Linked DNA regions of Homo sapiens: region 2 is linked to region 1. The links are chromatin contacts, found by Hi-C in ENCODE. All regions are on one chromosome and are shown on one strand. The core of a region is the stretch at or near the end of the contact, and the rest is flanking DNA. Distances in the headings are between cores, read along the strand shown.

Region 1 (5,870 bases), core at 875-3,374:
CTGACAACTGTTCTTAAAGCTCAAGAGCTTGGTCAAGGTTAGCGATGGAACTTAGGAGTCTGGCATATCCACAGAGCTGGTTTTAGTTGAATTTGAGTTAATGGATGAGTTAGTGCAAAGATAAATTGTAAAATGAGAAGCGAAAGTAGCTAAGAATAAAATTTAAGAAATTCAGCTGAAGGAACAGAAGAAAGGCAACTGAAAAGTTATCAGAGAAGAAGGGAGAATCACAAAGGAGTAGTAATGCATGAGAAAACTTCAGGAATGAGATCCAAAGAGAAGAAATGAAATGCAGAGAGTAAGAGGCTCCTGGTCTAGCCATGTGAAGATCTGAAATGAGAAAGTGGTTTTAGCCAAGTGCAAGAGATGAAAACCAATTGCTGTGAATTAAGGTGCAGGTGGAGGATGTGAGTGGGTGTCAGTGGGTGAGAGTGCAGGTGCTTCCCCAGGAAGCCTGCAGGTGAGGAGATTCTGAGACGTGGAGGTGCTGGAGAAATAATATTTTTTTAAAAATCAGAACATTTAGGCCTTTTCAATAAAAATGGGAAATGAGAAATATCCTTGCAAAAAGTCAAAATCTTTTCCATTTCTAGACTATTCCCGGTTGAGAGTTCTGCAGTATACCCGTTAACCCCAAAAGTTAAAGAGATTAGGGATATGCAAAAACATGCAAAGAGGCAGGACTGATGAAAGACAAACCCCTAGAAATAGGAGCAGAGTGAAAAAAGAGAAAATCCTGACCCAGAGAGAGGTAGACACACTTTCTATAGCCTCTTACATTTCTGAAAAAGAATGAAAATAGTAAGAGTTTTTGCAACTTCTTGCTACTTTGCCCCAGAGCCAAATATGGTTCCCACCCCTGACCCAAAACATCTGGTTTGTGATAAGGGCTCAATTATCCTGTGCTTTCTAAAGTATGTGGTGGGTGTGGTGATGGCAGGAGTCAACAGGCAGAAGAATGGATGAGCTAATCAGAGCATGCATACGTGAAAGTAAAGAGGACAAGGGTCCTCTCACTTGGTGTTTGTGTAGCTGGAGATGACAGGGAGATGACACCTATCACTCAGGGGCCTGCCCCAGTGAGTGGGGAGTTTCATGGATCTCACCTCAAGTTGTACAAGTATATGTCCTGGGGCAATTTTGATTCACAATTTATAAAATCATGGTAGGATTTTATAATTTTATTTTATAACTTTACCCTATAGCTGCAGGCAGAAAAAAGAGGAGAGTAATTTTGATATGTGTATATAGGCTTTTTTTTCACTTTATATGAATTGTTTATTCATATCTTTTCCTCATTTTTCCTTTTTAAAATTTCATTTAAGTTCCGGGATACACGAGGTTTTTATATTCATATATAAATGTGATACACAGCAAAATACTTGCATCAGTATCTGTGTATCCTTCTTGAAGGTTTCTAAGAAATTGGTTATAATTTTCTTTTTAATCTACATTTTACTATTCCAAAAATTAAAATGCTATCCACACTTTACTGGGCACTGACCTGTGTGAGGTTGATTTCCATGGTAGCATGAAAAAATATATCTATCCTGTTTTGCATGACAAAACATATCTATCATACTTACATATATGATAACAACGACCCATGTGAAAAATAATATCTATGAGACACTGACTAATATCTTATTCTTGCATATCACTTTCTAGTTTTTGAAATGCTTTGGTATCTGTTATCTTTTTGGTTCCTACTACCGGTGCTGCAGCCATCTGTCATTGTCCCCCTTTTACTTTTGAAGAAACAAAGAAACAGAAAAGGAGTTGTTAAACTTAGGGATCAAACTTAGCTGTAAATGAAAGCAGACCTGTTAATTTCCTCCCACTCCCTAGTGAGCAGGGACCCAGGAAGATGGCCCGAATGGTTATATTCAAAGGCAGAACGTGGAGGTGCTGGGACTGCAGACCTTCTTGCTGGTCAAGGAGCCAGTTTGGGATGTAAAGTGAGTGAGTTCACTTTTGGAAGAGCTGAGTTTCAAGTGACAGAGGATCACTATGTATAGATTACTGTGCCGAGAAACAGCCAGGATGGGTGTGGAGACAGGAAACTGAATGAAGGTGATAGGTCAGGCGAAGATGTGGAGTTGGCAGTCACCCAAATACCGGTCAGCGCTCAAGGCACTTACAGAGGGAACGAGAAGAGCCCGGGTGAGAGCCAAGCGTCGGAGGGCCCACGTGAGGACTTAAGGAAGGGGAAGAGAGCATTTCAAAGAGCCAAGGACAGAGAGGTCCTGGGAGAAGCAGGAGCATAGCCTTGAGAAAGGAAAGAGGCTGCATGTGAAGGGAAAACTTGGTGTTCAGAATGAAGACGGCTCCTGAAAACTCAGTTCAACCTTTTGTTCATCAAATGTTCACTGTTAAGTGCAGGTTTTAAATTTGGACTCTGAAAAATGGTTTCTTCATATAGAATAGTGATATGAATGATTTCATTCACTGGAACATCTCACCGCCTAACCAGTGACTCAGAGGAACTTTCCTCTGTTAATGAGTGTGGCCTTCCTCTCCGCTCACCCTTCTGCACCTTGACACGGGACACTGCTCCTCTTCTGTGTCTGAGTCTGCTTGGATTTGAAGCTCCCCAAGGGCAAGGACCCTTTATCTCGAGTGTGTACTGAGCGCGGATCATGGTGCTTGACAGACAGGGGTCCCTCAACCAATTCAAGGAACAATGGCATGAATATCCCGCTTCTGCTTTCCGGCGGTTTAGTTTTCCTCTCTGGGACTCTCTGACTCCATATTTCCCGTTGTTTGGAAAGATACATTTGCAGGCTTAGCCGTGATTGGCAAACATTTTTATATGGGGCTTGGCATTTTAACATCTGGAAAAGTTGTGAAATCAATTAGCTGCAGATAAAGATGGACAGATGGAAATATCTGGTGGTTTTCTGCACATCGGCTATGCAAATAATCAGACCATTGCTTATTGTGCTACACTTGGACTCTGTTTTACCAGATTTTAGGAAGAGTATTGTTTTTTGTTTTGGAGCATGAGCACTCAGTCAGGACATAGAAATACCATCTCCTACTGAAAAGGGGACTGGGTGTAAACGTGGAGTATTTATCAGTGTGGAGTTTTCATACACTTTTCCGACAGGCTTATCAAATCTCTCTGGAAAATTTAGGTTTTTGTTTCATTCAAACAATGATGCAGTTGCATTGATTCTATTCTATCATGTATGTATGGTGGAGGAGGGCAAAGAAAGATAAAATTAACAGACTGGAGAAGGGGATGAGAACTAGGCGCTTGAAAGGGAATTGTTAAACTTGCTGGATCAAACTTTGCTTTAGCTTAAATGAAAAGAGACATTTTATCAATTTCCTGTGAGTGGGGACCCAAAAGGATGGCCTGATTGGTTATATTCAAAATAATGAAATTATTTCCCCTCCTACATCTGAGTTACAATATTAAAGCTTTGCAACCTGCTTTGTGCTGCATATATATCCTTTAGATTCCTAGATGGGCTTCCACATGTGATTAAAAATGCTCATTCCCCTCCCTTCCCTCATCTCTGCTAATATATATTGAAGCCACTGTGCCATTGCTTTCTAGCAGCCAGTGCTACTACGGATAAGTTGCAGGTTATTCTGTTTCCCTGACCTTTGTAAATTTCCTCTCTCTTTTTCTTTTTTTCTGGAATCTTATAGAATCTTCTATTTTCCTTTATATTCTGAAATTTCACAATATATGCCTAGGTTTATGGATTTTTCATGTGATATACTGGCACTGGGAAATTCTCCTGTCATTTATTTGATAATTTATTCCCCTGTGTTCTTGCTTGCTTTCTTTCTGAAATTCCTATTAGATATTGAATTTCTTAGATATGTTTGTTCTCGTATTTCTCTGTTTCTCAATCTCTTTCTACTTTCTAGAAGATTTTCTTGATTGAAGTTTTCAACTCTTCTAATAACTCAGCTACTGTTTTTTTTTTGATTTGCAAGAAGTTGTTTTTGTTTTATGATTATTCTTTTTATGGCAATCTAATAAATATTCTTTTCTTATGCATAAAATATTTTCTTGTATTTCTCTGAGAATCCTGTTTTCCAACATTTTATCATATCAAATTTCAAACACAAAAATGTTAAAGAATTGCATAGTAAATATCAATATACTTATGACCTATATCCCATAATTACATGCTGCAATTTTTATATATTTATTTAATCACATATCCATCTATTCAATGAATAATCTTTAAAAGATTTCTGTTTCTTGTGCTCTGGATTGTCTCCATTTTTTTCAAGATTCATTTCTTTTATTGTTTATTTCTTTCTTATCTTCCAGGCTGATCTCATCTGTCTGAGTTCCTAGTTACCCACTCACATTTAAGAGTAAAATCCTAAAACTCCTGACCATGCCCACCAAGCTTTGAGGAAAAGAAGTGGATCCCTGACTGCTACCATTCAGTGTGTCAGGAAGGTGGAGGAGAATGGATTGTCTCTTCTCTGTATAGATCTTCAATCCTGTCCTGTGTTCAGTCTCATTCCTCACCAATGCCTTCTGCCTTCCTTGGCACTTTTGGTCCCAGGGTCTCCAGGATTTGGTGGAGTGAATCAGCTTTCTTCTCATTCATAGCCCCCTGTGTACTCTTCAGGTACGGGTTCTTCCAATCTGCTAAAGCTACTCCTCCATTTTGTTCTCCTATCTTGCCAAATTTGGTTGAAATATTTTCACAGTTGTCCCCTATCACAATTTTTCTTGTGCATTTATGGTATGTGTGTATATACTTGCATATGCATATATATGCATATATAATATAGTACTTGCATATGTATTTGCAAGAGTTTTGAGGATGGTGAGGAAAAATATATACTTGGTTTAAAGACCATTAGAAAGCTGTCTCTTTTGTTGTTGTCCTTGAGACGGAGTGTCGCTCTTGTCGCCCAGACTGGAGTGCAGTGGCGCAATCTTGGCTTACTGCAAGCTCCGCCTCCTGGATCTCAGCCTCCTGAGTAGCTGGGATTACAGGTGCCCACCACCATGCCCGGCTGAGTTTTGTACTTTTAGTAGAGATGGCGTTTTGCCACGTTGGCCAGGCTGTTCTCGAACTCCTGACCTCAGGTGATCTGCCCACCTTGGCCTCCCAAAGTTCTGGGATTATAGGCGTGAACCACCACGCCAGGCCTGTCTTTTTCATTCTATATTGTTTTGCTTTATCAGTTGTTCCTCTGTTTCTATGGGTTCTGTATTCAGGGATTCAACCAAGGGTGGATAAAAATTTTTGAAAAAACATGGATGGTTGCATATGTGCTGAACATATCCAGACTTTTTTTTCTTGTCATTCTTCCCTAAACAATACAGTATAACTACTTACATAGCATTCACATTGTATTAGATATAATAAGTAATCTAGAGATGACTTAAAGTATACAGGATGGTGTACATAGCTCATAGGCTACTACTAAGGGACTTGAGCATTAGTGGATTTTGGTATCCGTGGGGTCTTAGAACCATTCCCCAATGGATACCAAGGGACAACTGTGTCTTCAAGCAATATGTTCATACAGGTTTGTGGATAGTATACTCTTTGAATCCTTGTGTGCCAGAAAATGTCTTCTGGGTCTCACCTTGCCAGAGAAAGTGAGGCCTGAGAGCATCATATGGGGGTCTGTCAGTGTTTTAGCTGGAGGACACAGCTGTATAGAGACATACGTAGAATAAAATAGTTGTCAATCCATCTAAGACACGTGAGTTGCCATTCGAATCCAACTTCTTACCAAAGTGGCCTCCTGACCCTCAAATTTCAGGAGTTTCCCTAGCACAGGTTCTAAACAGTACCCAATCTGGCAGCGCTGACTTGTAGAACAAGGGATCCAAACATTCGAAGACAAAGTACAGAGTAGCCAAGATCACTGAG
Region 2 (5,870 bases), core at 1,072-3,571, 630 kb before region 1:
TCACATCAGTGATGAAAAACACGTCGTCATCCGGCATGACATGCATGCGTCGCTCACGGGCAGCGGGGAAATCCGTGCCTCCATCCTTCTGCCAGGCAATCTGAGGGTTTGGGTGACCTGTGGCAGCACATTCGAGGCGGGCCATGGTGGTGGTCCGGATGGTTATGTCGTGGGGCGTTTTGGTGAATGATGGCAACACTGGAAAACATACGTATACAGGGTCGGGTTACGGGACAGCTAGATGCAAAACCAGGAAGTCCTCTGGCAAACACCTACCTGTCACTGTGCCCAGTGCCAGTTCACTTCTTTTCTCCCAATGTCTGCCCAGGACCACTCCTGCCACCTGTGAATCAGGAACCCCCAGCTTCTCCCACCACAGTTGGAACACTTCCATCCCATCAGCCTTGCATTGTACACCCTAGGCTGGCTATAGTCCCTTCAAAGCAAAGGCTTTTACTCTACATGGCAGTGCCTATACGGGAGTTGCAGGGGGTGCCCATCCACACTAGGTAGGCCTGATGCTTGCCTGCTTTACCCACCAAGAGAGAGGCTGTGGAGATGGAATTACAGAGGGAAGGTGGGCATGCCTCCACCTTGGGAGAGCAATGGGATGGCTCATCCGTTTGGATGGGTGTTCATGGGATGAATGGGATGGCTCATCCATTTGGATGGTTGTTCACCCAGGCTGTTCCTGCCCACTGCCGTATACCCAGGCAGGAAGCATTCAGCTTGCTAGCTTGCTCAGCCTAAAGATCGATGTCCTGACAGAGTGGGACGCATCCAGCCACGTGTCAGGCACCACCAGAGTTCCTGTCAACGTCAATTTTGGGGAGAGTCTAACAAACAGCTGAGTCTTTCGGAAGCTGTGAGGACTTGGAATAAGCCAAGACAACCCCACTACAGTGTGGTAAAGAAGGTGTTTCGCTGTGATCTGTGGGGGCTTAAAGAGCAAAGCAGATCCACCATTCTGATGATTCTCAAGCCAATTCTTTTTAACTAGAGAGTTAGTAATCAGGATAACCCCATTAGGTTACTGGGGTGGGACAGTAAACTCTTCAAGCTATCTACTCCCCACCCCCCTCCTCCAAACACACAATAACACATGGTCCCCTTGACAAGCTCCAAGGCTGGTTAATGAGTAAAAACCTGTCAACTGCCAGGACACTGTGTCTTTCAGGCCAGGGCTCACACCAGCCTTGCACTCCACAGTCTCTGGAGCAGTAGCTAGCCTCTGACTCCAATGCTGTGCCATCTACTCAAAGAACAGCAGCTTCCCCAGGCTAAGGGGTATTTGGAATTTGGAAGCCAGATCTCTTGGCTTATAGAGGATAAGAACTGGACAAAACAAGGCTTAGCTCTCCACAATTTGACTTAATAACTAGTTTTTGTTTTGTTTTTGAGACAGTCTCACTTTGACACCCAGGCTGGAATGCAGTGGAGTGATCTCGGCTCACTGCAACGTCCACCTCCTGGGTTCAAGCAATTCTTGTGCCTCAGCCTCCCAAGTAGCTGGGATTACAGGCATGTGCCACCACACCTGGCTAATTTTTGTATTTTTAGTAGAGACGGGGTTTCACTATGTTGGCCACACTAGTCTCGAACTCCTGGCTTCAAGTGATCTGCCCACCTCAGTCTCCCAACTGCTGGGATTACAGGCATGAGCCACAGCACCCGGCCAATAACTAGATTTTTAAAACTCACCAAAAACAAGTAACTCATTGTGAATAACCCTTGAAATCTGCAAAACTTGCTCTGGGGCAAACCCAGGCAACAATAGGATTTAACAGTGCCCCACAGAAGCATGTGTGTGTCCTGTCTCAGTCATCTCTACATGGAAAGCTGAAAGGGCAATCAGGAGTGTGCTTTGTAGGATTCTGGTACTATAACAAAGATGGTGTTTCCATACCATTCACGGTGAGCCTGGCCTTATGTGAATAGGTGGAGCCAAAGTGGTTGGTGATGACACATTGGTAGCGGCCCTCGTGCCCGAAAGTGACCTGACGGAGGTGCAGGATGGTGGTGTACTCCATCACTTCCCCGTCCTGCGCGTGGACGTGGACAAAGTTCTCCATGTCTGCATTGGTCAGGACTTCATTGTCTTTCTTCCAGGCAAAGGTCATGGGGGAGCTGCTGCTGCTGGCTGCTGAGCATGTAAACCGGATGTCCTTGCCCACCATAGCCATGGTGGTTTCTGGCTGGGTGATGATCTGTGGCTTCAGGAAGTCATCTGGGGAGAGAAGGGTCAACTGTAAAGCGCTGGGTTCTTGGTACACAGAGGAACCAGCTGCTGTTCATGCTAACAGAAACTGACACAGACACCAAGCAGGAACCAGAGCTTGAGGTCCCTGTGCATCCTCAGCCCCACCAACCAGATGCCGTAAGAGTTGCACCATGGACATCTGACCTCATCTAATTAGAAGTCTGTGAGTACTGATCACCTTTATGATCACACTCCTTGATTAGAAATTAACCCACCACTTCTCAGTTCTCAAACCAGCCAGCCGGCAGTTTCCTTAAGACAACTGGCTCTGCCTGCTGACTTTCACACAAAACAGTCAGGCACCACTGGTCATGACTGCAGAGATCTTACCCACAAACCTTACTCCAAAAGGAGGGGGTGTAAAACACTTCCAAAATGTCAGAATAAGGACCTCCAAAAATCTGCACCTCCATTAAAACAAGGAAAACACCTGGAAAAATGGTCAAAAGCAACTTTTTCAGAATTCTGGAAAACCAAAGGCTTACAACAATCCATGGATTGTTGATTCAAGCAAATAGCAACATCTCAGAAATGTGAGCTTTGTGGTATTTTAACTTATCCAAAGCCCCATTCTTCCCTCCCCAGCTCCATGGTAGCCTTGAAACCCAGCAGCCTAGCAACCACTCAAGGGTCAGAATGGGCTCCCCAAAAGCCCCATCCTCAGAACTGACACCATGTGGCCTATCTGGCAGCAACACGGAAAGCCCCATTCACAGGATTTGCATTGATTTGCCCTGATCTAGTTTGCCGAGCAGGAGAAGCCCTAGCCCCAGGGCACATGACTACAACAATCAGTAGCCACTGTTCAACAGCGCAGCTGTCTGAGGGGACAATACCCATGGGGCAAACAAGCAGCTGGCCAAAAAACTATAAAGGAAAATGTGGGGAATACAGTGTTAATGGTGGGCTTTGAAAAGGTCCAATACATTCCTGGGGATCTAGACAGCCACATGCAGGTGCAAGGCCATGTGCACACCCAGGAAAGACGTGAGGGGGTCCTCATTTGTCACCTGTGGCTGAGCATGACTGTCTACACAAATAGGAAGTGATGGCACACCCCAACACAAACACACAAGCCGTCGGTAAAGGATAGGAGACAGTGGTTGTGGTGACTTCTCTGTCCAACCATTAGCTAACCACTAAACTAAACAAGCAGGGACTTAAGGGGACGGACTTTATATAGCCTTTGTCCAGGAAAAGTCACTAGGCAAGCTGTAACAATAAACAGCAACAGCAGCAAATCCTGGGGGAGGAGAAAGGGAATATCCAATTTCCAGAGTTGCCACATTATTTTATTTTAAATGCCCAATTTTCAACAAAATATTATGAAACACTCAAACAGGAAAAAAAGCAGTCAACAGAAACTGTCTCTGAGGGAGCCCAGACTTAGATTCACTAAATAAACTTTTTAAATCGGCAATTATAGGCATATTCAAACACCTCAAGGAAACCATGTCTTAAAAAAAATATCGAAGGATAGTGGCCAGGTGGGGTGGCTCACGCCTATAATCCCAGCACTTTGGGAGGCTGAGGCAGGAGGATCATGAGGTCAGGAGATCAAGACCATCCTGGCTAACATGGGGAAACCCTGTCTCTACTAAAAATACAAAAAAAAAAAAAAAATTAGCCGGGTGTGGTGGCAGGTGCCTGTAGTCCCAGCTACTAGGGAGGCCGAGGCAGGAGAATGGCATGAACCCAGGAGGCGGAGCTTGCAGTGAGCCAAGATCACGCCACTGCCCTCCAGCCTGGGTGACAGAGCAAGACTCTGTCTCAAAAAAAAAAAAAAAAAAAAAAAAAAGGATAAAGTATGAGAAAATTTTATAGCAATAAAGAGAAATTATAGATATGAACCAAGTAGAAATTTTGAAACTTAGAAGTACAATAACTGAAATGAAAAATTCACTAGAGGGGCTTGACAGCAGAACTGAGCTGGCAGAAGGAGGGGGCAGGGAACTTGAGACAGTCAACTGAGATTATGTAGTCTGAGAAACAAAGAAAAAAGAATGAGGTAAAATGAAAAGAACCACAGAGACTTGTGGGACAGCATCAAGCACAACAACATACAAATCATGGGAGTCCAAGAAGGAGAAGAAAGAAAAAGGAAGAGAAAAAGTATCTGCAAAACAATGGCCCCAAATTTGATGAAAAATGTGCAGCCACACATCCAAGAATCTTAATGAACTCCAAGTAGAGTAAATTCAAAGATCCAAACGCAGATTCATCATAGTCAAGCTGTCAGGTGCCAAAGACAAAGAATCTTGAAAACGCAAAAGAGGAGCAACTCATCACATTCAAGGGATCTTCATTATTATTAACGGCTGATTTCTTACCAGAACCCACAGAGAACAGAAGGCAGTAGGAAGATATTCAAATTACTGAAAGAAAAACGTTCAACTATGAATTCTATGTATTAAAAAACCTATCCTTCAAAAATGAAGGGGAAATTAAAACATTCCGATGTTTTTATTTTAAACACACACAGAGCAAGTTGACTGTTATCAGGCCTGCCCCACAAGAAATCCAGGAGAGTATTTAGTATGGCTGAAATGAAAGGACATCATATAGCAACTCCAATCCACACCAAGAAATAAAAAATCCCATTAAAGGTAACTACACAGGTAATACAACACACAGGATACGTGTATTTTTGTAACTCGCGTCTCCTGATTTAAAAGACAACTACATAAACCAGTAATTATAAGGCTGTGTTGATGGGCTTAATGAAAATGTAATGTGTACGACAACAGTAACACAAAGGAATAAAACTGGATCTTAATAGGAACATAATTTTTGCATATTACTGAAGTTAATTTCATTATTTATTTGAACTAGATTGTTGTAAGATGTTAATTTTAATTCCTATGGGCAAAACTAAGAAAATAACTAAAAAATACCCGTGTATTTAAAAAACAGGGAATTAAAATAGTACAACAGAAAATATCTTTTCAATAAAAAAACTAGTCAGTATTGGAAAAACAATGAAACAAAAAGATAGGACACATAGAAGAAATAAGGGGCAAACTCTACCTTATTAGTAAATGCATTAAAGGAAAATGAATTAAACACTCCAATCAAAAGGCAAAGATTACCATAATGGATAAAAAAAACTATGATCCAGCTATAGCCTACAAGAGACACAGTGTGGATTCAAAGATACAAATAAGCAGTCACCAAAAGAGAACTAAAGTGTCCATACTACTAACAGACAAAATAGGCTTTAAGACAGGAGTTTTTACTACAGAGACAGAATAATATTTTATAATGTAAAAGGGTCAATGCATCAGAAACACGTAAAAATGATAAATACATATATACCTAATGGAGCGCCACAAAACATAAAATCTGACCAGATTAAAGGAAGAAATAGTGCAACAATAATAGTTTGTACACTTCAATACCCCACTTTCAACAACGGATAGAACTAGTCAGAAGATCAAGGAAACAGAAGACTTCAACAACACTATGAGGGGACTTCAAAAAGTTCATGGAAAACCGAATTATAAACTTTATTTCTCAACATAACCTCCATCAAGTTTGAAACTCTCCTGAGTGATGATACCAGCCATTTAGTCCATCCCTAAAGAACTGAGGGTCCTGGGACATATCAATG

What was found. A loop is a pair of places that touch in the nucleus more often than their neighbours do. Pooled maps may share reads with other maps.
Region 2: a map with no recorded cell type shows a loop between it and region 1 (8-fold over the local background). The contact joins two enhancer-like sites. A Hi-C loop is called at or near these places in 1 of 168 maps with a recorded cell type or tissue (CD4-positive, alpha-beta memory T cell), 6 of 37 single-sample maps with no recorded cell type and 3 of 50 pooled maps.

The regions. Positions count from the first base shown.
Region 1 is chr3:67,016,472-67,022,341 of GRCh38, forward strand. No RefSeq gene overlaps it. Among named protein-coding and RNA genes, the nearest start is that of KBTBD8, 21 kb to the left of the region's middle. RefSeq lists an enhancer at 1,923-1,972. Within about 2 kb of position 2,125, at least 3 of the 41 ENCODE cell types and tissues checked have a DNase peak (open chromatin) inside an H3K27ac peak, as active enhancers do.
Region 2 is chr3:66,384,075-66,389,944 of GRCh38, forward strand. LRIG1 (leucine rich repeats and immunoglobulin like domains 1) reads right to left here. Exons shown (of 19, transcript NM_015541.3): 13 at 1,907-2,227; 14 at 1-198. Among named protein-coding and RNA genes, the nearest start is that of LRIG1, 110 kb to the right of the region's middle. RefSeq lists enhancers at 2,069-2,168, 2,629-2,798, 2,809-2,888, 2,919-2,978. Within about 2 kb of position 2,322, at least 3 of the 41 ENCODE cell types and tissues checked have a DNase peak (open chromatin) inside an H3K27ac peak, as active enhancers do.